Regions from separate parts of the Mus musculus genome. Here region 1 is linked to region 2. The links are chromatin loops, found by intact Hi-C in ENCODE. Cell type or tissue: heart. All regions are shown on one strand. Links, peaks and the distances in the headings refer to the core of each region. The heading gives the core; the rest is flanking DNA. Region 1 has its middle 52 kb from the start of Mboat1. Region 2 holds the start of Cdkal1 (CDK5 regulatory subunit associated protein 1-like 1).

Evidence for each region. Hi-C counts contacts between places; a loop is a spot of excess contacts. Peaks named below come from ENCODE experiments on the same cell type or tissue, not always from the same donor. Only the 100,000 strongest peaks of a DNase experiment are listed, where the experiment ranks them.
Region 1: it touches region 2 in a loop (12-fold over the local background); 38 of 42 quality-filtered maps call a loop at or near these places.

The regions. Positions count from the first base shown.
Region 1 is chr13:30,076,296-30,092,946 of GRCm38, forward strand. No RefSeq gene overlaps it. Among named protein-coding and RNA genes, the nearest start is that of Mboat1, 52 kb to the right of the region's middle. In heart, for the core only: a CTCF peak has its summit at 8,908 (motif pointing left); a DNase peak (open chromatin) is centred at 8,906; H3K4me3 peaks cover 1,344 bases; H3K27ac peaks cover 2,537 bases.
Region 2 is chr13:29,849,989-29,866,639 of GRCm38, forward strand. Cdkal1 (CDK5 regulatory subunit associated protein 1-like 1) reads right to left here and starts at 5,685. Exons shown (of 16, transcript NM_144536.3): 1 at 5,575-5,685; 2 at 4,910-4,953; 3 at 1-120. The coding sequence starts at 120. In heart, for the core only: a CTCF peak has its summit at 7,595 (motif pointing right); DNase peaks (open chromatin) are centred at 5,433 and 5,633; H3K4me3 peaks cover 1,986 bases; H3K27ac peaks cover 874 bases.

The DNA of each region.
Region 1 (16,651 bases), core at 4,346-12,345, 230 kb after region 2:
AGTGTGATTGAGGAAGACACACGACACGGACCATTGGCCTCCATATGCATGCACACACATGTATGTATGTACACATACATTCACCCACACACAAATAGTAAAAGTCAGTTAAAATCAATTACAATGTACATTCTGTTTATCAAACTCCCTGGTCGTAAGTCAGGTGCCCTGCAGGATGCAGTTCCTGTCACCATCCTCAATGGTACAAATGCAGGCTAGTCCATCATCACAGAGACCCCCTGAGTGACAACTCAGCAAAGGAAGGCATGCCACAGCTGACCATCTAAATTTAACATCTTCAAACACAAATCCAGTCAAGCAGACTATTTGGAGTACCCTTGTTTCTAACTCTTGCTCTTAAAGCAAATCTCCAAATGAAGCCAGACATCTGTGGAGAACTAAATGATTCTCTGTAGAACCGAGAACCAGTCTTGTAGAGGAGAAAAATGTGCTGATCCCAGTACTTATATTCCATGGTGGAACCGAGATATATTTTTGGAGGCAGGGTGTCATTGTGAGCCTGTTTGGCCTGGAACTTACTACATAGACCAGATTTACCTTAAGCTTGCAGATATCTGCCTGCCTCTGCCTCCAGAGTGCTAGGATTCAAGGAACGTACCATCAGGCCACATCTATGATAGACAGTATAAAATCCATGGAGGGAAGGACTCTCTCCAACTTTAGTGTTAGCAGTAGGTCTCATGTGGTTAAATCACAGTATGATCCTCTTATCTGTCACTTTCCCTTCTGCATTGATGTGAATAGTCACAGTCATGCTATGACCCAAATCGGGCAGATATTTTAGCTCCCTTTCAGAAGTACCTTCTTTAGTGAGCTGCAGAGATGGCTCAGGAGTTAAGAAAGCATATTCCTGCTGGGTGGTGGCAGTGTCATGTGTTAGGGAGCCGGAGGCAGGCGGATCTCTGTGAGTTCAAGACTAGCCTAGTCTACAGGGGGAGTTCCAGGACAGCCAGGGCTGCATAGAAAAACCCTGTCTTCAAAACAAAACAAAACAATTCATATTTCTCTTCAGAGGGTGCAAGTTCTTAAGTTGGGTTCCCAGCACCCACATCAGGAGCCTTACAACCACCTTTAACTCCAGTTCCAGGACATACAATCGGATGCCTCTAGCCTCTGAGAGTGCCACACTCAAGTGCATAAACACACACACACACACACACACACACACACACACACACACACACAATTAAAAAATAATAAATCTTTTAAAAATCCTGTGATATGTGTTTCATAGGGATGGATTGCTTTTAATGAGCCTAACCTATTTACCTGGGTGCTATATAACATTCCATATTAATACTCTAGTTTAATTCTTTCCCCCTTTATTGTCAGATATTTGGGTTGTTTCCATTTTTTCTCTATTACAAATAATGTTCACATTAATGTATGTTCACACCCAGAAATAGGACTGCTGGGTTGTAAGAAATCCTTATTTTCAACTTTGTTTTGTTTATTTAATTTAATCTTGTGCCTGGCTAGCTGCTGCTCCAGTTGCTGTTGCTGCTGCTGTTGTTGTTGCTGCTGCTGTTGTTGCTATTGTTGTTGTTGCTGTTGCTTCTGTTGTCACTCTTGTTCTTGCTACTGTTGCTGTTGTTCCTTTTGCTTCTGTTACTGCTGTTGCTGCTTTTTCTGTTGTTTCTATTGCTTCTGTTACTGCTGTTGCTGTTGTTCCTGTTGTTGTTGTTGCTGCTGCTGTTTCTGTTGTTGCTGTTGCTGCTGCTGCTGTTGTTGCTTGCTATTCATTGTTGGTTTTTTCCGGTGCCAGAGATCCAACACTGAGCTATGTGTTTGCAGCTCTGAGGTGCTGCCCAAGCATGATCCAAAACTGTCTTGTCAACCTTCCCACCAAGCATGTGTGAGATTCCTCCATCATCTGAAATGATCATTTTTCCCAGAATTGTGGGTTTACGTGGTCAGATCCTGTTTTGCATTTTCTCATCCTCATTTGTCCAACTGAGTTTTCTTCACTGACCTTCCCTTGCTCAGTTTCTACTACACTACATTGCTTGTTATTGTCCCATGGGTTATAATTAGGGGAATCTATTTTCTTGGTGTTTTATCTGTAAACCTACACTTTGACAGCTGATCCATCTCCCCAACTCTGTTTTCCAAATGCTGTTTTACTGGAGACAATACCTATATCAGAGAGCTCACTCCTTTCAAAAATATAAACCGGTGCTCATTCCATTCATCCACAGAGCTGTGCACCTAACACAACTCTTTATGCTATCTTACTTTATTTTCTCTATTTTTTATTTTTATGTATATGTGTATTGCCACAATGCACATGTGGAGGTCAAAGGACAACTTAGAGTCTTCTCCTTCTGCTAGGTCAGGTCCAAGGTTAGAACTCAGGTTACCAAGCTTGACGGGCAAGCACCTTCACCCACTGAGCTGCCATGCTAACCCCACATTATTGTTTAAGCCATCGTTTTTATGACCTCCCAAAGAAAGCTCACATCTATTAATCCATTTCCTTCCTCTGCCATCTCCTAGCTCCAGGCAGTCACCAATCTAATATCTATTTTATATTTTTTTCCTGACACTTCTTATAAATGTAATCAAACAATAAAGTCCACTTTGAAATAGGATGGTTAGCTTAGTGAGTGATAGGATACTTTTGCATTTTTGAATTACATAACAATAGCCCATTTTGCTTGCATTGAAGAGCTATTTTTTCCCCTTCCACCATAAGTCATGATGAACAAATATGTGTTTTTAAATCCCGGCTTCCTGTTCCTGGTATCTTTCACCTTTAAGGATTCCCGAGGGAACCAAGCCTCCTTTTGAAAAGCACTGGTCCAGAGCAAATTGTAGTCTAAACACAGCTCTTGAGAGAGCAGAGTGAATGTTCGGTTCTGTTTACATTTGGCTGAACTAAAAGGGGTCATTTCAAGAAAGAGTCAAGGACCAGAAGAAGGAAATGGCCTGGAATGAGTCTAAAACATTTAATGTTTAAAAATCAGGGATGCGCGGGAGAGCTTCCAGCTATTGTCAATGGCGTGATGGGAAAGACATCAGGTGTTCATTTATTCCCTGCAAACCAAAGTTCCTTTAAGGACAAACCCCCATAAAACACATATTTTCATATGTATATAATAGATTGTAGAATACAAAAAAGGAAAAGGAAAAGAAAAACAAAACAAAACAAAACAAAAACAACACGTTTACCCTGAGAGCCCCCTGGAGAATGCATCCCTTGAGAGCTGTAGGATGTAGCTGGGGGAGAAAAAGTTGGTCCCTCAGCAGGCTGGAAAGTGTCTGGTTCAACAGCAGAGCCTGTGAGTTCTGATCAGCCTGACAAAGATAACATCATATATTTCGCTTTCCTAACTCTTCCAAAGCTAGCAATGGTGACCCATTGATTTTCCTTCCACATACTGAGAGGCAAGATGATGTTTTAATTTTTATGGATTTAGAGTTCTGCCTGCATTATTTCCAGCAGCAATCTTTTTATGTCTCGATCCAATTTATGGCCATATATGTTCCAATATTAATGTGGTATGATTCCCCCCCCCCAAATATAAAAGTTCTAAAGATGCCCTGTAACTTATCTAACATCTCCCACAGTTCCAGTGGGCTTAGACGATGCTGCATGAAGCCAGTCACAGATAATGACCGTGGCCCTGTTATACGGGCTGACATCTTCTCCTAGGAAGTGTGTATAGATCAAGATCCTTTGGTGTGCAGTAGATCTCAGCGTAGATGAGATTGCAGTATAAATGCGGTATATTTTATAGACTTGAAGCCCTCCCTTATTTCTTACCAGTTGGCCTCATCTTTTTATCCTGCTTTTAAGGAGAAAATTGCTCAATCCTCTCGTGGTCTCTTGAAGTAAGGGCAAGGAGATTCATGAGACATTCACGGAAACACTTCAGTAACCTCAGCTAACAGTGGGAACACAATCTAAACCAGAGAATTTTTTTTTGAAGAACCGAAGTTTATTACTTTCTGGCACATTCATAAACTAAAGCTGCGGACAAGGTGTTTTCATGTCAAGGGATCTCGGTCTGTGTTTATGTCTCATTTGTGATGGATGGTGAAGACACAGGCAGGATGCAAACGAGCTGTAAGCAGCTTGTGCGAATACACACGGAAGTGCAGATCCTATTATTTTCCTTATTAACCTGCTTATGGAAATGTTTTAAAGAAGAAAGCGGCAGCACTTTAAAGTATTTAAATGATCAAGGTTAAGTCAATAATAGCAAACAATTAAACCACAGATACTCGTGAAACAAATCAGCCGGGACTTGGGGTAGAATTCAGTGGGTAGAGTGCTTGCCTAGCAGGCAGGAAGCCTGGAGTGGAGACAGGTGAGGCAAAAGAAAGAAAGAAAGAAAAAGAATAAAAGGAAAGAACATGACTGCTTCAGGGCGTGTGGAGGAAAGGTTTATGTAGGTAGAGGGGAGAGCATAGCCAGAGACATCTGCGAAACGCCAGAGCGGACATCACCCTGAGCCATGTGAGGAGAAGGGGGGAGGGGAGAGAGGAGAATCAGACAGAGACGCTAATAAGGCCAAGGTACAAAAGGGGCGGGTAACCAAAATGGCTGAATTGTGTAGGGACGAGCTGCTGGGGAAAGGGCAGCCAGCCCCTGGGCTGGAGAAGTTTAGGGCAGAGCTCAGTGTAAGCAAACCAGGAGGAACTTAACTAGTAGGGGCTGAGAGATGCTGAGAGAAGCAGGCAGCCAGGTTCGCTTTGATATGTTAAGTAGGCATTTCAGCCTTTTGTCCCAGGGTTTGAGACTTAACAGTAGAAGCATCAATGTTCTGAGGGCTGTAAAGTTTCTTTCGTAGAAAAATGGCACCCATCCCAAGGGAGCGGATCCTCCTACAACATGGCTTCCGAGATGCCACTTCCTGTTCAAGAAACAGTGCTGTCTTTCGGTCAGCACCAGCCCTCCAGTGTTCAAGGCTCCCTGTTATTTGGTTCTTTTTAAATGATCTTGCCAGCCTGCAACCTCACTAGTACAGAATGCCGTATAGGCCTTAACAGTCCAGCCCGTGAACGATTCCCCTCTCTGAATCCTCACAGTGCCCCAGGGCCTTTGCTCATGATGGTTCCTTGTAAGTCATGCACCCTATCTCATTCACGTCCCCAAATCCCAACTACAGTTCTAATACAAACATGGGACCAAATTTTATATGCCTTGGTCATGGTCTAAAATTGTCTTTATTACAACGGCAGGCTAAATCGTGTCCCTTGCCATGATCCCCAGACCCATACACCCTAGCCACCACTTTCCTGGTTGAGCTATCTCAGCAGTCTATTTACTGATTTATTTAGAGAGTGGGGTGTGTATGTGTGTGTGTGTGTGTGTTATAGAAAACTATAGGGTAAAAGAAAAGGTTGACAGAAGATGGGGTGAGGAGACAGGCTAAATAAAGGGAATCATGACAGAATTCATTAGCCCTTATTAGAATTTCTAGTCCATGGAGGTTCTTACCCCCTCCTCCTCCTCCTCCTCCTCCTCCTCCTCCCCCCCCCTTTTCTTCTTCTTCTTCTCCCTCTTCTCCTTCTCCTCTCCTTCCTTCTCTTCCTCTTTTGAGATACTCTAGTGGTTCTCAACTTTCCTTATGCTGTGACCGTTTAATAAAGTCCCTCATGCTGTGGTGACCCCCAACCACAAATTCTACTACATAATTGTAGTTTTGCTACTGTTGTGAATCATAATGTAAATATCTGTGTTTTCCAATGTTCTTGAAAAGATCATTGGACCCTCAAAGGGGTCACAACCCACAAGTTGAGAACGACTGAGACAGGCTCTAATAGAGCCAAAGCTGGTCTCAGACTTACTGTGTAGCTGGGCTCATTTTGAACTCCTAATCACTCTACCCACCTCTTGAGTGTCAAGATTACAGATGTGACCCACTGCACCTGACTTCTGTATTGTGTTTGTATAGGTATCTTATACACATGCTAGAATCAGGGCATAGGTTTAAACTCATAGATTATACACGAATGTGGATTCTCTTCTGTGGAGTATTTTAAAAATGAGCAAGCCATAGAATTTGAAAAATATTTATAGCAGACATATATTTGATAAATTACTTGTATCTATATATTATTTGAATATATATTCAGATGTAATAAAACAAAGTAATCCATTTAAAAGTAGCAAGAGATTGGAACAAATATTCACCAAAGAAGATGCTCAGGGGTTGGGGTTGTAGCTTACTACATAGATCAGGTTGGCCATGAACTTGGAGATCTGCCTGTGCCTGTTTCCTGAGTGCTGGGATTGAAGACAAGTGCCACCATGCCATGATGGGGTTATAGTTCAATGGCTTGTCTAGCATTTGAGAAGCCCTGGCTTTGTTCCTTGCAGCACAGTATTGCTGGACAGATGAAAATGAAAACCATGATGCAAACTTTTTAGAATCGTGAAAAACTAATAAAGTCATCAAATAAAGTGACATTGTCACGTGCCAGTGGAGCCAAGGCTAGAGCTGGTGGGGTTGCTGGTGGTAAGGGTCTCACTCTGTCTGGAAAACAGTGTGTGGTATTTTCTTCAAATGCTCAGCATACCACATGATCCAATAACTGCACTTCTTCGTGTTTAGCCAAGGAAAATGGAAGCATATGTTCATACAAAAACCTGGACATGAAGGATTATAGCAGCTTTATTCATAATTGCCCCAAATTGGAAACAGCCCAAATTCCAAATGTCATCTGGCTGTTGAAAGGATAAACTCTGCAATCTATCCATGCATCTTAGCATGCCACTTGGCAAAAGGAACGAACTACTCATATGCACAACAAGGACAAACTTCTCATCCTCATTTGTATTATGCTAAGTGAAAAAAGCCAGACTTCTGCACCAGATTATTCCCTCTAGAGAAAAAAGAGAATGCTCCAGGGACAGAAAGCAAATCAGTGGTTCCTGGGGGTCCAAGGAGGTCCCATGGCTGCCAAGGGACATGGAAACACGTTTAGTCACATACTGTTCTATGTCCTGATCAGGACAGTAGTCACATATATATATCACAAACACACACACATATATATGTATGTATATATATATATATATATATATATATATACATACATACATATATTCAGAGATGTGCATACAGCAAAGAGCAAACTCATTGCACATAAATTATATTGTATAGTTTATAAAATATCAACAAGGGCCTTCAGATGGGAGAAACTGACATTACAAGTTTCACTATTTTCCTTCAAACGTGGTTTCCCATCAATTCAACAGGGATTAAGTGTATATGTGTATCATTAATTGTGTTAAGCATTTTGGAAATCATTAAAAGAAGTTTAAGACAATCTTGAGTTGTCTATGGACATGAGTAATGATTCTACATCTTCCAAAGGTTTTGTGTTTTTTAGATTATATAGCTGGGGCGTATGAAGAAGGAGATGAAGAGACTGGCCTCTGAGCAATGATGCTGACAACAGAGATGGAGGGTTGTAGGATCTGGATCCTGCCTGGCAGATTAAGCACACACTGTAGGACAAATTGTGGTTGACTGAAGACAAGAGCTCCTCAGGTTGCGCAGAATTTTCAGACATTTGTTACTCAGAAAGCTGGGCAGTTCACAGTTTTAGTCTTGGGCCCAGGCCTTAATCTGTGTCTATGTCATGACAGTGGGGACGGTGGAGGGAAGTGGGTAAATCTATAAATCTTAAAACACTAGAAAGGGTTGGGGTGTTCTTTCCAACAGAGCTGTGTGGTACACCCACGCCCCCAACTTCTGTATGTAAGCCATTCCTTCTAAATGAGGTCTACCCAAGTACCCTAAAAAAACAAACCAAAAAAACCCGAAACCCATTATCAGTCCTCGCAAGCCTAACCATTATCAGTCCCCGCAAGCCTCCATATCCTGCTCTACGTTCTTTCCCATAGTGCTTATCTTCTTGCTTCAAAGCATTCTTGACTGCCTGGAATGCCTGCTGTTTACTGTCACCTCCTCGCTAGAATGCAAGCCCACCATGTTAGGAACCATTGGTTATTTTGTGCATGGACAGATAGTAGGTGCTCAGCAGATATTTGAAAACTCACTAATAATGGCTCTGATTAGCATTCACAGAGCAGATCCCGGACCCTGACACACCAAGCAACGTCAAATAGTTACCGTCCCTTGATGAAGTAAGACAATTCTTGTTTGCCATTTCAGAAAGAAGGAAACAGGACCACAGACAGGTTAGGAGGAACCAAGGTTGCCTATAAAACTAGTAAAAAAGTGGTACCATGGTCCAGACACGAAAATACTTCTCAACTCAGAAATATGGATCCCAGAAAGCAAGAATGAGCAAGCTACTGGGGACTGGCTGGCACTTGGAAGCCAGATGGTTTTGGATCGGCAGGTCTAAATCCTTAGCTAACTGTGTCAGAGGAAGCCATTTTAAGGAGTACATTCTCCATGAAAAACCTGGCAAGACACAGAAAAACATAGAGGCGAGGAAAGGGCTTTTATAGAGTAATACAAGTGAGAATTATACTCAAGTTTTTCATTTCTCAGTAATTAGATTCCGTTTAAATTCACATCTTTAAAAAAGGTGAATGCAGGCTGAATTTCCCTTATCCCATATTTTGGGTAAAATGTACCTAAAATAAAATCTACCTAATGTTAGCAAATTACTAACATCTCTTCATGTAAGTAATTAATTTGGTTTCTGTTTTGCCCTGCAGATGGGACAATTTATTATTACTGCTAATAAATCTCTAGGAATTAATTGTTGAGATGGGATTAACAACCCCAAAATGGTTGGAAGAAAATCTTAATTTGGATCATGTTTTCCTAACTCTGTCAGCAGCTTCTGATTATAAAAATAGTCTCAACCCCCTTAGGCGGGACTTACTCTTCCGGTGTCTGCGGAGGGCAGGGTGACCTTTCACTCGCTTTTGATGACCGCCCTCTTGTGGTGGATCGTGAGGATGCACGCCTAGCTCCAAGGTTCTTTGTGAGAGAGCCCAGCCCCGCGTGGTCTAGAATATTCTGGGATCTCCCTGGTGAAGATTTCCTTGCTCCCCTCTTCTTCTCGGGGAGTCTGTAATGTTCTGTAAACACAAGGACAAATATATTGCTGTTGTTTCTATATTGTATTTTTGACTGTTTATTTTTGTGGCAACTGCTGTTACTGTGGCCAATTTTAGTCGTAATTATTTTCCTCTTCCTGCTTTACAGAGGGTTGTAAGAAAATGTGAATAGAAGAAAATCAAGAAGGCTAAAGGGATTTCTTCTCATCCACGCTTTTAACTTCACTCCACCAAATGGCTGCGATAGTTTTTGTTTGTTTTGTTTGTTTGTTTGTTTGTTTTTCTTTCCTTAAAAATACAAGGTAAAACCAAACAGAAACCTGGAGGTGGAGAGTGGTAGCACAGGCTGGTGTCTAATCTCAGCACTTGGAGGATCTCAAGTTCGGGCCTAACCAGGGCTACATAATAAACAAATGGACAAAATGCCAAAGGATGATAGATACATAGTTACGCCTGAGAAATAACAGGCTTGAGATTGTAAATTCTCTCACTTAGCAGTTGCTTTAAGTTTTAAGGTTCTAAACCTTAGGAGAGGTCGAACATCAGATATCCTGTATGTCAGCTATTTACATTATGATTCACAACAGTAGCATAGTTACAGTTATGGAGTAGCAACAAAAATAATTTTATGTTTGGGAATCACCACACCATGAGGAACTGTGTTAAAGGGTCACAGAATCAGGAAGGTTGAGAAGCGCTGCCTTGATGTTAAAGAGAAAGTATAAAGCTGACAGAGGAACGGCATTTGTATCAACTCTTCTACAGGGTCTCTCATGCACAGACACTGTGTATAATGTCTCTTGGAAATGTAAACCTATGGTCCTAGCTACAGCTGAGCTTATTTAATGGGTGTCACTTAAATTTTACTTAAGCAAGGGACAATGTCTCTATATACACACACACATATATATATAATATATATGCATGTATATACATATATAATATAAACACATACAATATATACATATATAATATATACTATATAATGTTTTTATTATTGAAAAGTTCATACATGTATATAACATTCAATCAATAACATCCACCTCCCTTCCTCCACCTGGACCCCCCAGACCCACTCCTACCTAATTTCGTATCCCCTCTTTTCTAGCCCACTGATTACTATTTGTGCTGCCCATATGTGAGCGGGTGTGAGACCATCCACTGAAGCACTGTTGTCGTACTATAGATCACACTTGTCTTTGTTAGGGTTTCTGTTGCTGCGATGTTGTTGCCATGGCCAAAAAGCAAGCTGGGGAAGAAAGGGTTTCCTTAGCTTGTACATCTACATTGCTGGTCACCACTGGAGGATGTCAGTGCAGGAACTCAAGCAGGATAGGAACCTGGAGGCAGGAGCTGATGCAGAAACCATAGAGGGGTGCTGCTTATTACTGGCTTGCTTCCCAGGGCTTGTTCAGCCTGCTTTCTTACAGAACTCAGGACCACCAATCTAGGGATGGCAACACCCATAATGGGCTGGGCCCTCTCCCATTGATCACTAGTCGAGAAAATGCTTTACAGTTTGATCTCATGGAGGCATTTCCTCAAGGGAGACTCCTTCCTCTCTAAAGACTCTAGATTGTGTCAAGTGACCTAAAAACCACCCAGTACAACACCTCTAAAAATAATTCTCTCCTTTCTAAGCAGCTATCAACTGTCAAACAGTCTTCAGCTACGTGTGAGGTCTTGGAAGCCCCTTCATTCTTCATGATAGGGTACTGAATGGCTCAATCTTAGCATCCACAGATGCTGTGATTTCATGAGCGCAGGGGGCATCCTGGCACCTCCAGAAGATACTGTTTCACCTTGCCCCAGTCCCCAGGCTGGCACTTCACTGTTTCTCTTCCCTCTTCTGCCATGCTACCTACAGCCTTATGGCAAGGGATGTGTACAGCTGACCATTTATGGCTGTGCACGGAAAGTCTATCTTGGGTATACTTTATGACATACTGAAAGAGTCTTGGATCTCTAGGATCTGAACAGAACTGGAGTCTGAACTCTCATACTTAGCTGTTGTGATCATTCGAATAAAAATGGCCCCCATAGGCTCATAGATCTGAATGGTGGTCACTAGAATTAGGAGGTGTGGCCTTATCGTAGGAAGTACTACATCAAAAGACCATGCCAAGCCCAGAGTCTCTCTCTCTCTCTTGGCCAGCAGATCAGGCTATAGCTCTCAGTTACCTCCCCAGCACCTTTCTGCCTGTGTGGGGCCATGCTTCCCACCATGATAATGGACTAAACCTCTGAAACTGTAAGCCAGCCCTCCACTAAATGCTTTCTTTTTTAAGAGCTGCCTTGGTCCCCGTGTCTCTTCATGGCAGTAGAACATGACTAAGACAGTGGTCTGACTCTGGGCACCTCGCTTCACCTCTCATTGCAAACAGATGTCATTCTTCATTTGTTCGAATCTGGTAACTCAGAGGAGGTAATCAAAGAACATGGTCCACAGTCTCTCCTTTAAAACCTCAAATGAAAAGTCCCCCAGCTCTGCTTCATCACCCACTCAGTGTCCACTCATCATAATGTGCCTAGGAAGATGAAGCGCTCAGAAACACCAAGCAGATGAGATAGAACACATTGAAATTTGTTTGTTCTGTGTACCATCCCACTATCAACGGGTCTGTGTGGCTGGCAGCTATCTGAGTAAGAGCACATAGATGTAGAATTGTGATGTTGTCCAGGTTAGTTAAAGTCCTTACAAACACCATTATTTATCAGTGTCTAGTAATGTTTGCCTGAGAGTCTGTTTTGTTTGCTAAGGTCTTAGGAGCCTCTGCTGCCCCTGACTAATATTAGTGGCCTGATTCAGGTTTGTAATTCTCCATTTGCAATTCAGGAAACCAAAGTTCCGAAAACAAAAGGTGGTTTTTTTGCAATTCTCCTGGCAGCAAACCCCATCTGTGCCCACAAGGGACTATTTGTAATGTATTATTTTACTTAGTGTGAATTCTTACGTTCTTTTTGTAGTGGTCCTACTCTGTTTGATCACGGTGTGCTGTCTTCAGTCCCAGTGCAGCTCTACAGGTGCCCTGTGATAACTTTTAAATGGATCAATCTGCCTTAAACACATTTGGGCCCAGGGTTTGAGCTAAGAGTTTATGGCTCTCTTTGTGCATACTGTCTGTATTTTTATTTATTACATAGATGGAGGTTATACTTCACACGGTTTGCTCTTAATGTAATATAATACAATAATATTTATTCATGCATTTGTCACTTGTTTTGAGGAAGGGTTCCCCATGTCCAGACTGACCTCCAACTCTCAACCTGCCCACCTCAGCATCCCAAAGTCCTGGGATTTCAGGTGTAACCATATATACCCAATTTTAACAAACTATCTCTATCTTTAAAGTGGGAGATTAAATTAGTTTGAATCTTCTTTGATGTATTTGCCCTTTTTGTCCTCCTTTTTTTTTTTTTTTTTTTTTTTTTTGCTTTCTGAATATGCCACGTTGCACCTCCTCCCCCCTCCCAGGGTTCTATTGGATCAACGGAGAGTCCTTTCTCTTTCTTTTTCTAACACTTTACTCATTATTCAGAAAGCCCTGCCCTCTTAATTCTTTTTACAGTTACTTTTGAAATGTATTTAACTCACAAGATCCAAAAGAAATCAATTTTTATTGCAATAAAAATTAGCCTCTGAGAGCTGGCAAGATGGCCCCCAGGTAAAGGCACTTGCTGCCACGCCCTCTGACTTGAGTACAATACCAGAAGCCTACACAATGGAAAGTAGAGAAACGACTACACAAAGTTGCTCTTCCACATGGTGGTTACCAAGGCACACAAACAGGCTCTAAAGTGTGCTAGTTTGTATCAACTTGACACAAGCTTTATTGGAACGGAGGGAACCCAGATTGAGAAAATGCCTTCTGACGATTCAGCTCTAAGGATTTTTCTTAGTGATTGATGAGGAAGGGACTAGCACATAGTGGGTAGGACCATCCCTGTGCTGGGGGTTCTGGGTTCTAAAACAAACAAACAAAAAGGCTGAGCAAGCCGTGATGAGCAATCCAGTAAGCAGCATTCTTCCATAGCCTCTGTGTCAGCTTCTGTCTCCAGGTTCCTGGCCTGCTTGAGTTCCTATTCTGTCTTCCTCCAATGATGGACTATGATGTGGAAGTAGAAGAAACTCTTTTCGAGTTGCTTTGGTCAAGGTGTTTCATCAGGGCAATAGTAACCCTAATAAGTAAATGTTAAAACAACAACAACAAAACCCAAAACAACAACAACCTTTTGCTTTAGCAGTGCCAAGCCAGGTTGCTGCTGTAGCTCTGACCAAACTCTGCCAGCTTCTGTGCAGTTGTCTACTATATTTGTCTTATTTATTTGTATCCCAGCTGGTCTTGGACTCACTATGCATCATGTATTGGCAGATACATACTATGATTACCAGAGTTCAGGATTGCTACTGTTGATGCTACTTCTACCACTCTTTCTCCTCTCTCTCCCCCCTCCCCCTCCCCCTTTCCCCCTCCCCCTCCCCTCCCCCTTCCCCCTCCCCTTCCCCCTTCCCCTCCCCCTTCCCCTTCCCCCCTCCCCCTCCCCCTTCCCCCCTCCTCCTCATCTTTTTCTTCTTTGATGCAGGGTCTCACTAGCTTAGGACTTACTATGAAGAGCAGGCTGCGCTTAAACTTCAGCTTTCCAAGCTGCCGGAGATTACAAGCATGTGCCATCATGTCTTACTTGTATTTCCTTTTTATTAAAAGTTTTCGTGTTTTATTAATGTCGATGTTATTTTACATGAAAGTTTTGCTAATAGCATTTTAAACCTTTTATTGTGATAGCATTGGAACACTCTGAATTTTATATATTGAGCTTTTATTTTGTGACTTGCTGAGTTGATTTATCAGTGTTTTTAGAAAAATTGTGATTGTTTTCTGTATGCAAGATCATGCCCCCCATGAAAAGGTAAGTTTTTGCTTCTTCCCAATGGGAATCACTGTTTTGGAATTGGCTTATGCTTGTATTATGTTAATTTGGTTCCCAAAATTGCATGAGAATCCTGCATGTAAGATGCTGAGGGTCCCTGCCCTGAGTTGAGTCTAACTAGTAAATAAAGTTGCTGGCGGCTAATGGTTGGGACAGAGGCGGGACTCACCATGTCAGGAAAAGAAGTAGATACAGGCGTGAGAGCTGCAGAAGACAGAGTGCCGATCATGTAAGAGCCAGGGAAGAGTGACCAGGGTGCCCCCCTGGTTGGATCTAGGGTATCAAAGATGGAATATAGATTTTAGTTAATAACTCAGGAGTATCAGAGGGGAGACATTAGCAACGTGGAGGTTTGGAAGTGCCTAGCCATATTAAATATAAGACTCTCTCTCTCTCTCTCTCTCTCTCTCTCTCTCTCTCTTTGTGTGTGTGTGTGTGTGTGTGTGTGTGTGTTTCATTCGAGAACGGAGAACACTGGAATGGGTAGCTAGGGACACATGCTGCTGATTCTGGGGAGATTAGATTGGATCAATCACTTTTTTTCTTGTTCTTCTCTCTTCTCTTCTCTTCTCTTCTCTTCTCTTCTCTTCTCTTCTCTTCTCTTCTCTTCTCTTCTCTTCTCTTCTCTTCTCTTCTCTTCTCTTCTCTCCTCTCCTCTCCTCTCCTCTCCTCTCCTCTCCTCTCCTCTCCTCTCCTCTCCTCTCCCCTCCCCTCCCCTCCCCTCCCCTCCCCTCCCCTCCCCTCCTCTCTTCTTTTCTTTACTTTTCTTTTCTTTCCTTGCATAACTCCTGCAACAATTTTCTGTTGAATAGAAGTCGTGAAGACTGATACCCACCCCTTCCTTGTCTTAGGAGGAAAGCACTCAGCCGCCCTCATTAAGACGAATTTTTCAGTATGTTTTTAATCTGGCTCATCCCCATTTCTAGATGATGGAGGATTTTCAATCATGAAATCATTTTTCATTTGGCCTTGCACCTTCTCAGCATCTGTTGACATGGTCTTGTGGGTTTTATGTTTGATCTGCTGATACTTTAATTACTTGGTGTTGATCCTACTTTGCATTCCTGAGGACAGGTCCATTTGGCTGCTGCATTCATTACCAGTTTCTGCTCTTGCTGAAACAAAACACCTGGCAGACATAACTTAAGAATGTGAAGGTTCAATTCAGCTCATCATGAAGACAGAACAATCCACCCTCATCTCAGCAGGGAATGCGTGGTGACTAGAGCCCACTTCTCACCTACGCACTTCCTCCAACAAGGCCCTACCTCCTGAGGGTCCCATAGCCTCCCCAGATAACATCACCATCTGTGGCTCAGGTATCTAGATACGTGATCCTTCGGAGACATTGTCTGTTCCAACCTCCGCAGGCACAATACTTCATACCATTTTTTTCATATTTCATTTGCTTGTATTTTGTTGAGGACTTTTGCACCTATGTTCAGGACATGTCTCTGAGTTTTTTGATGTGTTTCCCCTCCCCATGATGATATTGTTTGACATCGTGGTGGTATTAGATTAATACTAAACTCAGAATGAATTTGGGAAGGAGCTCCTTCATTTTTGGAGCGGTGGGGAGCTTTATAAAGCACATAACCATTCGTTAATCAACATTTTCAACTTTGAAGTCAACTGGACTTGTGATTTTTTTTTATAAAGGCTTTTGATATAACAAATTCAGAGTCTTCTTGTATGTTACATGTCTACTCAAATTGTCTATTTCTTCATGAGTCAGCACTGGCAGTTTATTTCCTAGGAATCTAATTTTTTCATCTAAGTTGCATGATTTTTTCATATATTATGATTCTTTTCATTGCTATGAAGATGGTAGTAGCTCTCTTTTTCAATGTCTAATTCTATTTACTTAATTCCTCACCCTTTTTTTGGTCAGTTTAGCTTAAGATTTCTTGATACATTCAAGGAATAAGTTGTTGGTTTTATTTATTTTCTCAAATCATTGTGTGTACACTGTAAACATGTATGAATATATATGTGTGTGTGTGTGTGTGTGTGTGTGTGTGAGGGAGAGGGGGGGAGAGAAGGGGAGGAGGGAGGGGGAGGGGGAGAGAAGGGGGGAAGGGGAAGGGGGAGGGGAGGGGGAGGGGGAAGAGGGGGGGAAGGGGAGAGGGAGAGGGGAGAGTGGGAAGGGGGAGAGGGAAAGGGGGAGAGGGGAGAGGGGAGATGGGGAGGGAGAGGGAGAGGATCATGTCCATGAGTGCACATGTGAAGGCCAGAGGACCAGCTCAGGGATCAATCTTTACCTTCTGCCTTGTTTGAGACAGTCTCCTGCTCATACTCCCGGTGAGCTAGAATTCTCCTGTCCTTGTTACTCATCTCCCCTTAGGAACACTGAGATCAGAGACCTGTTCTCCTGTGTCCAGCATGATGTAGGTTCTGAAGATTTGAACTAAGGTCCTCATGTTTTGCAAGCACTTTACCCATTAAGCCATCTCTCCAGCCCAATTTTCTCTACTATTTCCATACCCTCTGTGTCATTACTTTCTTCCCCAGTCTTTATTAGTTCCTTCCATCTGCTTGTTTTAGATTTTAGGTTTGCTCTTCTTATTCTAGTATGTTAAATTAGAAGGTTAGATTCTTGTTGTACCATCTTTTTCTCTTAATATACACATTTCTAGAAACACCTTTTAATCTTAAGTTCCAACTTAGCAGCATTCCCAAGTTATAGCATGATGCGTCTTCAATTTT
Region 2 (16,651 bases), core at 2,765-10,764:
CCTTCGTACTTTAGGAAACACATGCTTTCTTGAGAACTGTCTGTCCTGTGGCTTTGAATCTTCCTGTGATATGATATCTTCTATGTCATCCAGCAGTACATCACAAGACGCAGAAGGCATCTTTTGTAGGACAGAAAAAAGTTACAAATAGCAGAGGTTTATAAAAATCCACTTAGCATGGTATTGGTCAACAATTCTTACCAACCTTGAATCTTCTTAACTCTGTGAAACCTAAGTCCACAGAAAACATAGATAAACCAAAGAAACAACCATGCAAGTCCTGCATATATAGAACACCCATGACTGAACTGAAAATGTCATAACTAATACTATGGAGAGAAAGTAGGGCAGGGTCTTTTCAAGAGAAAGGAAACAGAAAGCCAGCAATTCCCATCAGCCACTGCTGCTGAGGCCAGTGACCACCAAGGCCTCCAGTACTGTGAGAAGGAATTGGTATACCTGACTTTAAGAGTGATTGGTGGGGCTGGGCGGTGGTGGCGCACACCTTTAATCCCAGCACTCCGGAGGCAGAGGCAGGCGGATTTCTGAGTTCGAGGCCAGCCTGGTCTACAAAGTGAGCTCCAGGATAGCCAAGGCTATACAGAGAAACCCTGTCTCGAAAAACAAAACAAAAAAACAAAAAAACAAACAAACAAAAAAAAGAGTGATTGGTGGGGCTCAAGAGATGGCTCAGCAGATAAGAGAACTTGCTGATTTTATAGAAGTCCATCGTTCAGTTCCAGTACCCACACAGAGGCTCAATACCATCATAAGTCCAGTTCAAGGGATCTGGCACCTTCTGACCTCCTTGGGCACCAGGCACATTTTTGGTGCACATAAATACATACAGGCAAAAACGCTCATATACATATAATATGGTGAGTCATGCATGCACACACACACACACACACACACACACACACACACATAGGACAGCTATGCCAATCAAAACTAGTATTGGTAAACAACTACAAAGTATTACTCTAATATCAAAACCAAATAAAGGCACACACATTAAAAAAAAAAAAAAAGAAAGAAAGAAAAAGAAAACTACCAGCTAATACCCCTGGTAAACACTAATGTTATAATCATGAATAAAATGTTTACAAACCAAACACAGGTAGGTCTATATCAAAAACATTAAATTAACTGTATCCCAGAGATGTAGAGATAGTTCAGCATATATTAAGCCAATAAATGACATAAATGAACTTAAAGATGAAAAAAACCTCATGATCATCTCAATAGATGCCTTTGACAAAATCCAACATGCCATAATGATAAAAGTCTTAGAGAAGGGGATAGAGAGATGGTTTAGCAGATAAGAAAGCCTGTGGCTCTAGCAGAGGACCTGGGTTCTGTTCCCAGCACCCACATGGTGACTCAATACCATCTATGATTCCAGTTCCAGAGAATCTGATACCCTTTTCTGAACCTCAAAGGTACCAGGCATGTATGTGGTGCACATATGTACATGCATGCAAAATATTCATATATATAAAATAAAATAACCTCAAAGAAAGAAGTAATGAATTGGGGTTGAAGCTGGCAGTAAAGAAAGAGTCTAGGCCCATGCATACTATGGCATCTATTACCTATTAACTTTCCTCATTAGGTTATCTGAACCAGTGTGAAGACTATAAATCAGCAGTTCTCAACCTGTAGGTCATGACCCCTTTGGGGGGGTGCAAATAACTTCACGGGGGTCACCTAAGACCATCAAAAACCACAGTTATTTACATTACAATTCATAACAATAGCAAATTTACAGTTTATGAAGTAGCACTAAAAGTAATTTTAAGGTTATGGGTCACCACACCATGAGGAACTGTATTAAAGGGTTGCAGCATTAGGAAGGTTGCGACCCACTGCTATATAGTCATGTGTCTTCAAGCCTGTCTGATAAGCTCCCTTTTTGTTCTTCTATAGGATTCCCATCTTTCTGCTCACATCATCCAAATAACAGAGTGGCTTCCTACCAGGCCTATTTTTGTGCCTGGAATTTGCAATGTTTGCTTTAAATCTTTAACAGCGTGTGCATCATAATTCAAACCTCTATTTAAATCTCAGCCACTTATATATCTATCATCAGTAAAAGAAAAAAAAAAGTGAGCCAAGCACCCATCCTAAAAACTGTTATGGTAATGAGCACATCCCAGTCAGTCGCTCCTTCCTTCCTTTTCCTAGACAGTGATTTGCTCAGAGTCAGTCACAACAAGACGATCCAGCCAGAAAAGACCTTTACAACAACTGACAGTAAAGACAGCTTCTCTTTCCACTCCAGTGCATGAAGTTGGGGTAATAGGCCAACTTGGTGAAATCTGTGACAGGCCAAAGAAGCCACCTACCTAAGGAATGAAGCCTAGCAAGAGATGCAGACATAATGACTGCATTGAGCACCTGAGGTGCAACCGTACTCGGCTCACTCACCGGAGCCACTACCCTCCCTCTGGAGTCTAACATCTTTTGGATTGGGCATTCGCCTCCTAGAAACAAGGGTTTACCAGCTCAGCCATTAAGATTGGCCTTTCCCACATAGGTTCCATTTACATGCAATATCTGTCAGTGAAAAAAAAAAAATAACAGTTTGAACACATTCAGGAAATTCTTCCTCTTTCAGATCTAAATGCACAGGCTTGGAGTGTGAAGAAGTGCAGGAAAGAAACTGAACATCCGCTGACCTTAGGAGTTTTCTAAAAATTATTTTCTTACCAAAGAAAGGAGGTGGGACTGACAAAAGGGCCCAACACAGATGGAGGCCATCCCACACAGAGAGATCACTTCTTTCTTTACTGCCTTATGCTTGTCTTCCAATCTGTTACTGTGTGAACTGACCACTGTCTTAGAGTAAGCTTACTACTGCCTAGCTCAAGCATGAGGTCCCAACAAGGTTCTTTTCACCCTGCATTGTCATGAGCTGCCAGCTATTCAGGTGTCTCCACTCCGTTTGAGATGCATAGTCTCCTATAGTCCTTAGGCAGAGATATTCATTCTGGAAGTGATTGGAGTTATTGGAGCCAGGACTCTTTTACATCATTCATAGCCACCAGCAAGGCTATTCTTAGAATTGGTGATTTTGGCTAATAATTTAGAAAGCTACAGTCCAACCAGGCAAAGAAGGTCTGAATGGCATTAGGTGGCTCATCACACTGCACCAATAGTCAGGAGGCAGGGAGGAGTGCTCGTGCTCAGCGGGCTCCCTCCATTTACACACTTTCTAACTCAGTCTTAAAGCACAGCCTGCATCCAGGCCACAAATTCCTTCATCAGCTAAACCTCTCTAGAAATCTCCTCACAGATACAAATATCAGGTTCAACAGACCCTCCAATAACTTTGATATCTACTATTCTAGAGTTATTATTTCATAAAGACTGACTTAGAGGGCATGCCAAATAGACGTTACTGAATCAAGTGACTGTAGTGTGTATAAAAACAATGTAAAACAGAACAGTCTTCTCAACAAATGACACGAAAACAACTGGATAGCCACACGCAAGGAAACGCAGCTGGGGCCCCATCTCGCATCATACTCAAAAGTAAACTCACAGGGGCTACAGACCTAAGCTTACGGACCTACTACTAGAAGAGTCTTACAGCTATCACAAGTATCAAGTTTCCCAATTAGACACTGGCTTCTTAGTTAAGGACAACAAGAGCACAAAAGGAAAAACAGGTTAGACTTCATCAAAATTAGTGTTTCAGCCAGATGCAGTGGCTTGTGCTTGCAATGCCAGCACGTGGGAATTTAAGGCAGGAGGACCAGGACTCAAAGGCTGGTCTCAGATACAAATCAAATTTGAAGCTAACCTGGGCTATGTGAAAACTGTTCTCAAAAAAGAGAAAAAAACAAAACAAAACAATTCTCATGCTTCAAAGACAATATGAAGACCATGAGAGAGCATGCAGTGGGAGGAAACAGTAGTAACTCATAGAATACAATAAGGGCCTCTCATCAGAGTAAATAAAGAACCCAAAAATACAAACAACCCCAAATTAAAATACGGGAAAGGGATCCCAACAGACATACTTCCAAACAAGATATATAAGTATCTGATAAGCACAGAGAGCTGTCAGTAAAGTCAGCCATGAGGGAAAGGCCATTCAAACCCACAAAGATATACCGTTTCACACTCCCGAAGACAATGAGAATTACAAAGACAAGTAGCCATGTTTAACAGCAGTGAATCACATCGCACAGAAAGGAAACAAGAATCTGGCCTGGCATGGTGGTGCACACACTCAATCCCAGCACTTGCAAGTTTGGTCTATATAGTGAGTTCCAGGCTAACAAGGGATAAACATTAAGACAACATCTCAACAAATTTAAAAAATAAAAATAAATTTTAAAAAAAAGAGAGAGAGAGAGGGAGAGAGAAACAAGACAACCCAGCTAGAAGAGGTACAGAAACAAGCCTTCAGGAATGCCATATTTGGGCTGCAGAAATGGCTCAGAGTTAAGAGCACTGATTGCTCTTCCAGAGGACCAGGGTTCAATTCCCAGCAACCACATGGCAGCTCTTACCTGTCTGTAATTCCAGGATCTGATAACCTCACAAAGACATACATGCAGGCAAAATCCCAGTGCACATAAAATTATAAATACATATTTTAAAAAAAGAAAGAAAGTCATATTTAACAGCCAGGTAGAGAAGTAGGATATAACAGGGACTAAGCAACAGCCAAACAAGAAAACAGATGTGCCACAAATGGGAAAGAGAGCATGTCTCGCTTCTTAATGAAAATGAAAAACTAAGGAAGAGATACAAAAATGTCTCTCCGATGAAGTTATAGGGAAATCTAGTTTTCACAAAATGATACTGGCTAATTACTAAAAACTTAAGACATCTTTCTTCATATTCTAATGCAGAACTAATTACTCAAATATTAGAAACTAAAATAAACCAATACCTTGATTTTCTGAAATTGGTCTCAAGTCCTCTTGAAAGATGAATCTGAAAAATTAAAATTAATTAGAAAATGCGAGTACCCTATAAGTTCATAAAACCAGTGTATGACCTCTTTACAACTTCCTTAAAAAAAAAAAAAAAAAAAAAAAAAGGATGCATCTAGCCACTTTTTAAACTGCTACCCTGCACTGTAACACCTGAGCACAATGAAAATCACCAAGTAAGAAACAAGTGATCCCTTATGACACAGGAAAGTTTTCTAAGCAAGGGAGCAAAGAAAAGAGGGGAAGGGGGCGCAAAAACACAAGCGACCTCTGCCCCTATGCCCAACTTCAGTGCAAAACACTCATCTCCTGAAGCCCTGATCGCGTAGCACAAGTACATTCACGGGTAAAGCGAGAGGGGAAATGAGGCTAGAGCAGAATGGAAGTCCCTGACGTCGCCAGCCAGCAGTGTCTGCCGCCACGCCGGCCTCTCTCCAGGCAGCGCTCCAGAGTCCGACTCTCCACGCCAGCCGCCAAGTCTTTTCCAAACTGCGAGAACAAGCGGGCGATCGGCCCAAAGGAGAAAACCTGCGGAAACGAAGCTCCGCCCAAAATGCAGCTCGGCCCACGGTCGCTGAGCACTGATCCATTTGCCCCAGTATACACAGATCCAGAACTTCACCTGTCCGAACTGAGAGGAAAAAAACCACAAGCCCCTGCCAGGAAACTGCACAGACTTCAGATGGAGAGCGCCATGACACTTGTGTCCCGCCGGGCTGATTTGCGCATGCTCCGCGACGGTAGACCGGAGAGGTCAAAACAGATCGTTGTTTCAAGTTTGCGTTTGTTTTTATCTATAATTATTACCACATTCTTCTACAAACAAAGGTGAAAATACACTCCTACCTCATTATGTTAGCTTATCAACTAACTTCTGCTAAGTTATAACCTTATAACTTGTCCTGCACAGTTAAGAGATTAACATAAACATCTTGCCATTTATTATTACTACTCATTATTCACAAAAAGGGACTGGAGACTTTAAATACTTACCAGAATAATTACCTCCGGAGTAAATCATTTTCATTACATTCATTACATTTTATCAGTTCCCTCCTCTATCTATCTATCTATCTATCTATCTATCTATCTATCATCTCTATCTCTTTTGAGACAGCATCTCTCTATAAAACCTTAATTGCACAGTCACTCATTATATGGAATGAACTGGCCTCGAACTCACAGATCGACCTGCCTTTACCTCCAGATCTCTAGGATTAAAAGCATGCTCCACCATGCCCAACTAATTTCCTTCTCTTCTATAGAGAAGAATAACTAAAATAATAGTTGTTCTATCGAATAACAGAAGTCAATTAACACCAAACTCGTGCCCACATCTACCTCCTACTGCTGGGATTACGGTTGTGGCCCACTGCAGTAGGCTTATATTTCTGCTTCTGCAGAGACAATTCAGCCGAGGTAGTCAGGTTTCATTTAATAATTCCATAAGAATACATAAGAAGAAACCTTTATACTTTCTTTGTCAGTAATGCATAACTTTATATTTAAAAAGCAAAAAGAAAGGAATGATGTGAAAAATATGGAACAAAATCTTTATGTTTTCAAAGGGATGAAGATTTTTGTTGAAGGATGAGTGGTTTAGCAGTCTGTGTATTGGGACCCAGGGACTTCTGCATGCTAAGCAAGCACTGTACCACTAAGCTGCATCTCCTGACCCTAGGTTTGTTGTTGTTGTTTGTTTTCTTGCTTTTGTCTCCATAGTGAAAACTGAATGGGAAAATGTTAGCAATAATAAAACCAATGGACAAAGGAATAATAAATCCAGAAATTACAAAAAATTAAAAACAGATTTAGTTTATAACTTTAGCAATTATCGGTTGTACTATTGAATTTAAACCAATCAATAACTTTTCATGAGACACAATGTGTGTGAGTTTAATTCGCTCTTTAAAAAGTGCATATGAATTGTTTGTGCAGAGATTGCATGGACATAATAGCGACAGTCTTAAGACAGATAAGTCTATTTCTTAGGCGAATGGGACAAACGTAGATGTGAACTGTAGGGATTGGGCATTAAATGTGCTGTGATTTACATTGACTTTCCACAGCCTGTGACCAAAACCCAGCTCTAATTTCAAAACAAGGGGTGCACATAAGAATCGATGTTGGATACAGGGACTGTGAAGATTGATCCTGTATAAGAAATTACTTGACAGAATAAGGCTCCCCTGGCTGAAAACTATATGACAGTAATTTTTTGTTGTTGCTGTTGTTGTTGTTTGGTTTTTTGGTTTTTTTCAAGACAGGGTTTCTCTGTATAGCCCTGACTGTCCTGGAACTCACTTTGTAGACCAGGCTGGCCTCGAACTCAGAAATCCACCTGCCTCTTCCTCCCAAGTGCTGGGATTAAAGGTGTGTACCACCACCGCCCAGCACAACAGTAATTTTTAAGGAAGATTTTTTCCCCCCAAGAGTGGATGAACCCAACAAGAAAGAGTGATAGTGTGAACAAAGAGAAAACAGGAGGAATGCTGTAGCAACATCAAAAGAAAGGCTGCCTCTAGTGAATGAGTGCCTCAAAATATAGGGTAAGAGGGAGGAGCTGAAGCTCTTAAATGCTGCTAGACAGGGACATGAAATCACCTCCAGTCTGTGGAGGAATGCTGAAGGGCATCTTATAAAGTAGCCACTAGAGGTCAGAGTATTGAACTTCTGGCACCAGCTATTCGCTTGCTCTAGCAGGTCACATAAATGGCGTTGCTCTAAGTGTGTAAGTAAATTTCTCTTTTCAGACTCCTGAAACCTGGAACCCTTGCTAGAGCAATGAGAACACCACATTCCCTTGCCGTAGAGCAGGTAACTTACCTAGGCCCAGAATCCTCGGCTTTTGTCATAAGCAAGAATCTGATGCTAGCTCCACAAAAAAAGACAGTCAGACAGAAAGACAGACAGACAGAAAGACAGACAGGGAGGGAGGGAGGGAGGGAGGGAGGGAGGGAAGGAGGGAAGGAGGGAAGGAGGGAAGGAGGGAAGGAGGGAAGGAGGGAAGGAGGGAAGGAGGGAAGGAGGGAAGGAGGGAAGGAGGGAAGGAGGGAAGGAGGGAAGGAGGGAAGGAGGGAAGGAGGGAAGGAGGGAGGGAGGGAGGGAAGGAGTAGCTAAGAAGTTCTGATCCTCCTGCCTTCACTTCTCAAGGCCTGAACCTCAACATATTAAAATTCTTATTGTTAGATATTCTCCCAATGATTTAAAATAATAACTCACATTTATTGTATAATACTCTCATGGTTTATAAGTATCAGCAGGAGACATGATGTTTTCTCTGTCCTTAGAAGGACATGACAATACAGAATAAATTTGGTTTTGTGAGGAACACAGCTTAGTGTTAGGACTCTCACATGCCTAAGGCCGCAGGTTGAACACCCACTGCTGTAAACACTGATAGTAATGACAGATCTGTTATTCACATGAATTGAGTTATGTAATCTTTACTACATGTACTCGGTATACTAAGGACTATTCTAAATGCTCGGGGGAATGAAACGCAGCAATGTCTCTACCTCCTTATTCAGTCCAGCCAAGGCTACATAGTAAGATCTAAATAAAGAATGAATGAAAAACAGAGAGAGAGAGAGGGAGAGAGAGAGAGAGAGAGAGAGAGAGAGAGAGAGAGAGAGAGAGAGAGAGAGAGAGAAAGAGAATATTATTGTTTTCTTTCTGTCTTTCTTCTCTTTCATTTGATAGAGTGCTGTGTAGCCCTGGGTGGCCTATAATTTGCTATGTAGACCAGGCTGGCATCATACTCACAGAGATATAACTCTCACTGCCTCTGCCTTGCTAGTGCTAAATCCTTAGTCCCAGCAATCCAGAGGCAAAGGTAGGTGGATCTTGTGAGTTCAAGGCAAGCTTGGTCTATACTGTGAGTTCAAAGCCGTTCAGGAAGAAGAGTGAAATTTCCATGAGCAGAAATGAGGGGGAGGGGAGACTGCAGGTAGAGCAAATATGGGAGGAAAAAGGAAAGATGAAGAATCATCTTCCCCATACCCCCAACACAATTGGTGAGTTATTTTATACTAAGTGCTCAGAGGTATACATTTAAGAAATCTCATAAAGCTAATCACCTTCCTACCAAATATTAAAGACATTCAAATTGAGGATAATAGAAAATCCTTGGTCTCCTTAAATTGTATGACTTGAGATACATCTAGATGTATTTTAACCTATGACCTCCACACAGGTATGACAAGCAGCCATGAATGAACACACGTGCATACACACACACACACACACACACACACACACACACACACACATACTTATATAATTTTTAATTATTGTTTGAGAATTTCATTCGTACATGAATATTTTGTGTTTTGAAAAAATCCAATCCCCCACTCCCTCCACACACCCTCCCCCATTCCCTCTCCCATTCCCTCCCCATTCCCTCCCCCACTCCCTCCCACACACCCTCCCCCACTCCCTCCACACTCTCCCCCACTCCCTCCCACACACCCTCCCCCACTCCCTCCACACACCCTCCCCCACTCCCTACCACACACCCTCCCCCACTCCCTCCCACACACCCTCCCCCACTCCCTACCACACACCCTCCCCCACTCCCTACCACACACTCTCAATACTACTTCTCTCTCCCAATATTTTTATATTTAATTTTCTCAATTTTTTTATCCGGGACCTATTTCAAACTTCTTTATTTTCTTTTTGAAACAGGGTCTCTCTATAGTCCTGACTGTCCTACAACTTGCCAAGTTGACCAGGCTGGCCTTGAACTCACCGAGATTGGCCTGCGTCTGCCTCCCAGTGCCCACAGGTTAAAGACACTCACCACCAAACCCAGCTCATTTCACACTTCTGAAAATTTTCCCAAATATTGTAACTGATACATGTATAATCTTCATCCCCAGATAATAACCCCTCATACGTCGGAAGTACAGTGCTCACAGCCAGGAAACGATCGTGGGTATAATGCACTGATCCTGGGAGAGTCTTTTGTTTTTTTATCTTCTCTAATCTTGATGCTTTAGAAGAAGAATGGTACAGTTGTTTGTAAAATGTCATTCAATTACAGTCCTCTGATGCGCTCACACCTACATTCATGCTTTTAGTTTCCTGTGGTTTGTTTTGCTTTGCTTTGCTTAGATGCAGGATCTTGCTATGTAACCTTGGCTTTCCTGAATCTCAAACAGATCCATAGGCTTCTGCTTCCAAGCACTCGGATTTAAAGGTGTATGCTACCGTGCCTGGCACAGCTTCCTTTGAGGTAAGGATTTGGGGCAAGAATACCACAGAAGAAATGCTGTCTGCTCCCCTTGGCCTATCTCAACAGAGGCATGTGACAGATCTCATTAACAGTGATGTACTTTGAACACTTGGTCTCACCACTGTGAAACAACTCTTCCACCCTTTGTTATCAATGAGTGACTTGAGGGAAGACATGCTGAGGTTACAATAGAATCCTGTTCCAGAGCATGTTGCTGCCTCTACTTGTGGCATCTCTAAATGACCCTGCAGGGAACAATTATTACTGTGGCATTTGCCAAATGGGGACTTTCCATTTCTATCATGCCTTCTACTTAGATTATTGAATGGGCTTTCCCTTCTCGTTTTTCTATTCAATTATTTATATTGGCATGGATGATTGTGCTCATTTTATATTATAGCTTCTAAGCCATTGTTAGTATTATTTTGTTGCTCAAATTATCCCAAATCTGGCCACGGCTTTGGGTTGCCTTCAGAGTTCTTTGGACACGTCTACATTTCAATTATACATAATTTTTCTGTTAGTGCAATATGTGCCAAAGCTCGTTGTATATCTCTCTACCCCAGCCCTGCAATCGGTCTATTGTCCACAGAGCTATAGTTCCTATTAGTTTAAAGTGCTATTTAGAGACCAAGATAGGAAGCCAAATGTTGTGATATACATTTATAGTTCTAGAATGTGGGAGGTGAAGACAAAAGGATCAGGAATTTAAGGCCAGACTCTGCTACAAAGAAAGTATGAATCCATCCTGGGCCACATGACAATCTACATGGAAAGGGAAGGAAGGAAGGAAGGGAGGAAGGGAGGGAGGGAGGGAGGGAGGGAGGGAGGGAGGGAGGGAGGGAGGGAGGGAGGAAGGAAGGAAGGAAGGAAGGAAGGAAGGAAGGAAGGAAGGAAGGAAGGAAGGGGAAGGGAAGGGTGATAGGAGGTGGCTCAGCAGCAACATTTACTGCTCTTGCAAAAGACCCAGATTATGTTCCCAGAATTCCTATAGAGGCTGTTACAACGGCCTACAATGCCAGTTCCAGAGGATCTGATGTCCTCTTTTCTGGTTCTCTTGGGCTCCTGCATCCGCGTATGCACAAAAATACATACATGCTCACACACATAACTAAAAAATAAGTAAATAAATAAATCTTTCAGAAAATAAATAATGATATGAGCTTCAGTATGCTATTGCTTCTGGTTATCATTGCTCCAGAAGCTACAGTATACTCGAGGCAAACTTGGAGTGTCTGTTAGATATCCATGTGGATTCTTGGCCTGGCAATTGGACTTATGATTCTAAAGCTTTGAGAAATGCAAGAGGAAGCTAGGAAGTTGGGGATCATTGCCATGCAGGTAGAATCTTAAGCCAGGACTTGTATGAAAGTGCCCGTGGAATGAGCCTGAAGCATGCTCCTCCCCAACTAAGGTGGGGGAGAAGAGAAAGAGACAGAAAAGAAGACTGAGAAATAACAACTGATGGGAAGGAAGGAAAGCAAGAATGTGGGGTCCTGGAAGGCAAGGGAAAACCCAGAAGTGGGGACGGCAGGCAGCATTAACCGATGCTGAAGATGCAGGGAATGGATGCTGAGCATGAGACGTCAGCGTGAACAGTCTAGATGGGCAGTTTCTGGAGGAATGATGGGCGTAAACCTTGAATGGACTATATCAAAGGGTAAGGAACTAGAGACAGGACATCAGCCAGGAGCAGAGAGATCAAACTGTGGCAAAGGAGGAATCATGTTCATAAAGAATTGTGTTGAAGATAGGAAAAACAAGAGCATGCTTAAATGCTAAAACTCCTAGAAATGGGAAGACGGCAGTGGCAGAAGGAAGGGAGATTGTTAGAATAATATTTCTTGAGGTATAAAATTTTTAAAATACACAAAAGTTATTTAAAAATAAATAAAAATATCAGGTAGCAAATGAAGTAGAAACCTAAGGACTCTTTGAAAAGTCGGTGGAATGGTGTTTTGCTTGGGCAAACATGTGAAGGAACATTTCATGAAAGTGGTCACAGGGGGCTGGAGAGATGGCTCAGCGGTTAAGAGCACTGATTGTTCTTCTGAAGGTCCTGAGTTCAAATCCCAGCAACCACATGGTGGCTCACAACCATCCAAAATAAGATCTGACACCCTCTTCTGGAGTGTCTGAAGACAGCTAAAATGTACTTACATAATAAATAAATAAATCTTTTTTTAAAAAAGGAAAGGAAAGGAAAGGAAAGGAAAGGAAAGGAAAGGAAAGGAAAGGAAAGGAAAGGAAAGGAAAGGAAAGGAAAGGAAAGGAAAGGGGACACAGGTGTGAAAGGCTAAGGAAGACTCCTGAAGTAGCATTTTCATGAAGCAGACACAGGAGAGAGGATGTTCTGCTAAAGCAAGCATGTGAATGGACACATGATGAAGGGTTCTTTGCTAACAACATATTGGTTTGCCTTATGTTGCGTAGTTAAGCTGCATATGTCAGGACTCCATAGAGAGAAACATACCAAAAAAAAAAAAAAAAGTTTGGGGTGTGCTGCAGTTTGTTGCTGCTTCCAAGGGCTTGGGAAGATTGGAAGCACGTGCTGAGGCATGGCCAGTGCTGAGGGAAGGTATGTGGAGGACACATGGTGTTTGGAGGATATAAATAAGACTCCACTGGCCGGGCGGTAGTGGCACACGCCTTTAATCCCAGCACTTGGGGGTAGAGGCAGGCAGATTTCTGAGTTCGAGGCCAGCCTGGTCTACAAAGTGAGTTCCAGGACAGCCAGGGCTATACAGAGAAACCCTGTCTCGAAAAACCAAACCAAAGCAAAACAAAAAAAAAAAAAGACTTCACTGAATGATGGAGACAGAGCTTGGCTTGCTGGTACAGCTAGCTGTGCAATGCTTGTGAGTCTGGAGTATTCACTTCCCTGAGAGAGGCACAGCTGAGAACTCCTGGTGTTCTTGTTGGTTCCTCCTGCTGAGGCTGAGGCCTGGCTGTCTCTGCTAGGCCGTGTCACTGCTGTAACTAACCCAATTCTACCAAACTGGACTGCTGGTGTATCCCTGAAGTGTTTGCAAGTGGATCGAGCTGCCGCTGCTAACCTATGAACTGAACTGATGATTTCCAGACAACACAGACAGCAGTTGCTCCAAAGAACCTTTCTAAACAGGTCCACTTTTCCTGTATCCTTTCTTTCCCACTATCTCTTGTGGGTGGTGGGCAAACAAGGAGGTTAAGGCATTTAAGAGCTATCATTAAAAATGAGGTATGAAAACTTTAAAGTTATAGGCACATGCCTTTAGTCCCAGAACTTGGGGGGCAAAGGTGAGTGGATCTCTGAATCAAGAACAAAGAGAGTTCCAGACCAACCAAGTCTAAATACTGTGACCCTTTCCCAAAAACAAACAAACAAACAAACAAACAAACAAACAAACAAACAGCTAAGACATATTTTAAATGTTTAAAACCGTCCGAAGATTCAGTTGGTAATTAGTAGAGGGCTTGCCCAGGGATACAGGAGGCTCTAGACATCACACACTGATGCTGTCAAAAGGCAGGGAGGGCATGATGCAAAAGCCTATAATCCCAGCACCCGGGAGGTAGGAGGGTCAGGAGTTTAAGGTCATCCTCAGCTACATAGAACTTTAAGGCTAGCCTGAGCTACAAGAAACCCTGTCTCTTTCTTCCTCTTCCTCTTCCTCCTCCTCTTCTTTTTTTTTTTTTTTTTTTTTTTTTTTTTTTGGTTTTCGAGACAGGGTGGTTTCTCTGTGTAGTCCTGGCTGTCCTGGAACTCACTCTGTAGACCAGGCTGGCTTCGAACTCAGAAATCTGCCTGCCTCTGCCTCCCAAGTGCTGGGATTAAAGGCATGCGCCACCATGCCCGGCTCTATCTCAAACAAAATTGAACAAAACAAACAAGTAAAACATTTTATTTGTGACATTTTAAAATCTAAGTTTAAAAATGTTGTTTTTAAAACAACAACCAAAAAATTTTTAAATTAAAGAAAGATTTCTAGTAAGGTATTAGTTAGCTTGACTATCAATGGTCAACTCTAATATTCTACTGGAAACTTATTTCTCTGGCAAGTTCCAAATGTGGTTGGTTAGTCACTGCCAAGAAGATGAGGGAAAAGAAAATAAACTTCTTTAAGCTCCCTTCTTTTTTGACCACAGGGCATTTATAGCTTTTGTTTGATGGGAGAACAGACAACACACACACACACACACACACACTTTTTAAGTGCTAAATCTATAGGTGAAACTCAGACTTGCAATCCCACCAAGGGAGTCTAGGGTAAGCGGTGAAAAAGCAAAGGCAGGAGAGGGACTTGCTGGTGAGGAAGTCTTTCTCAGAGAACTGAGCAGGACCTGCAGCAGCTGGCTTCATGAGAACGCACTCCCTAACCTACAGAACCGGCTGCGGAAGTATTCCATTTCAGCTTATTTACTTATTCCAAATATCTGCAAAGCTCTCTCCCAGGCTGTCCACTCAACAAGAGCGGAGATCAAAAGAAAAGGCAAAGAGGACAAAATAAAGGGAGAACAAAAGGTCTTTTGTAAGAAAATCGTGTTCTCATATTTCCCTCCATAACTTCTCAAATGTTAGTGAGAAGGGGAGAAAATGTTTAATAAAAGGCACTCAGTGAATCGTTCCAGAGTCTATTTTTTAAAAAGACAATTTTGTTAGATTTTAGCTTCTTTCTTTTGTGTGCATGCACATGCCACAGGGACAGCTTTAAGGAGTCAGTACTCTCCTTCCACCATGTGTGTCCCAGGATCAAATTCAAGTGTTCCGGCATAGCCAAAGGGGCCTTAAACAGTTGAGCATCTCAATGGCCCAACTATTTCAAGACATCTAGTTCCGAGGCATATATTTACATATATCACACGTAACTACCAGTAAATTTTAGTTATCCATTTAAAGATTGTATTTTATGTGTATGAATGTCTGCCTGCTTGTACGTATGGACGCCATATGTGTCCCTGGTGCCTGAGTAAGCCAGAAGATGGCATAAAGATCCTTTAAAACTAGAGTTACAGGGCTGGAGAGATGGCTTAGCAGTTAAGAGCACCAGCTTCTCTTCCAGAGGTCCTGAGTTCAATTCCCAGTAACCACATAGTGGCTCACAACCATCTGTAATGGAATCTAATGCCCTCTTCTGGTGACAGCTACATCATATACATAAAGTAAATAAATAATTCTTTTAAAAAAAAGAAACCAACTGTAGTTACAGAAGGTGCTGAGAATCAAACCTGGGTCCCCTAGAAGAGCAGCCATTGCTAGCAATTGCTGACTCATATCTCAAATGCCAAACCCTGTAGTTGTCCCTACACTAGCCAAGATTATCAACAGTCAACTAAATAAACTGATATGTGTCCTTCTAAAAAGATATGATTATGTATGAACAAATCAACTTTGGGGAGTAATTTTACTTCCAGCAAATTCATGTGGCTTATCAGTTTTGCTGATGGGGACTGGTGAGATGGCTCAGAGACAAAAGCACGGAATTGGGGCTGGAGAGATGGCTCAGGGGTTAAGAGTACTTGCTGTTCTTCCAGAGGTCCTGAGTTCAATTCCCAGCAACCATATGGTGGCTGACAACCATATGTAATGGAACCTAATGCTCTCACCTGGTGTGTCTGAAGAGAGAAACAGTGTACTTACATATATAAAGTAAATAAAGAAAACTCTAAAAAAAATAAAGCGCTGAGTCTCATGGTGACTTAACAACTGTCTGTAACTTCAGGTCCAAAGGATCTGATACCTTCTTCAGACTACTTCTGGAATGTGTTGCTACACAGTCATGGTAGGTACACATAGACATACGTGCAGGCAAAACATTCATTCACATAAAAGAATAAAATAACATTAATTGAAAAATAGAGAATAATTTTGTTCAATCCAAAGACCTTTGCATTTAATTTGGGGGAAAAGTTTTGATAGTTAGCAATAAGTATGACTGTTTTCCACATCTTAAGATCTTTTTTTAAACATCAGATGAAGTACCAAAGACCACTGAGAAAGAAGGCAGTCTCCCACAGCCTGCTCCCACAGACATGGAATCTACAAAAACTGAACGGTAAGCCACAAGCTGGGAGTCCATTTCAGTTTCCTCATCTGTTTACCACTGAGCAACCATGTATGTCTGTCAGTCAATATTCTTCCAGAGAGAAAAGAACCTTTTTGTGACCAACTGTTGAGGTCAGCCTGTACTCTGTCCTAAGTTACTCCATGTAGTTTAAAAATGGTAGATTTTCAGGCTATCTTTTGCCCCAGAAAACTATTTTACAAGCAGCTTTGGACTCCATTTTGAGGGAAAAGGATGTTGCAGCTCCCGGGTGAAACCCAGAAACAGCACCAACTGACAGGCACCACACATCCGGCATAGACTGATAAATGGCTACTCCCTGGGACTAGGAAGGAAGCCACCCTATGAGTTCATCGGAGAGAATTGAAACTGGCAGCCACATGGGCATAATAAAATCCCGTCAAGGGCATCAGACC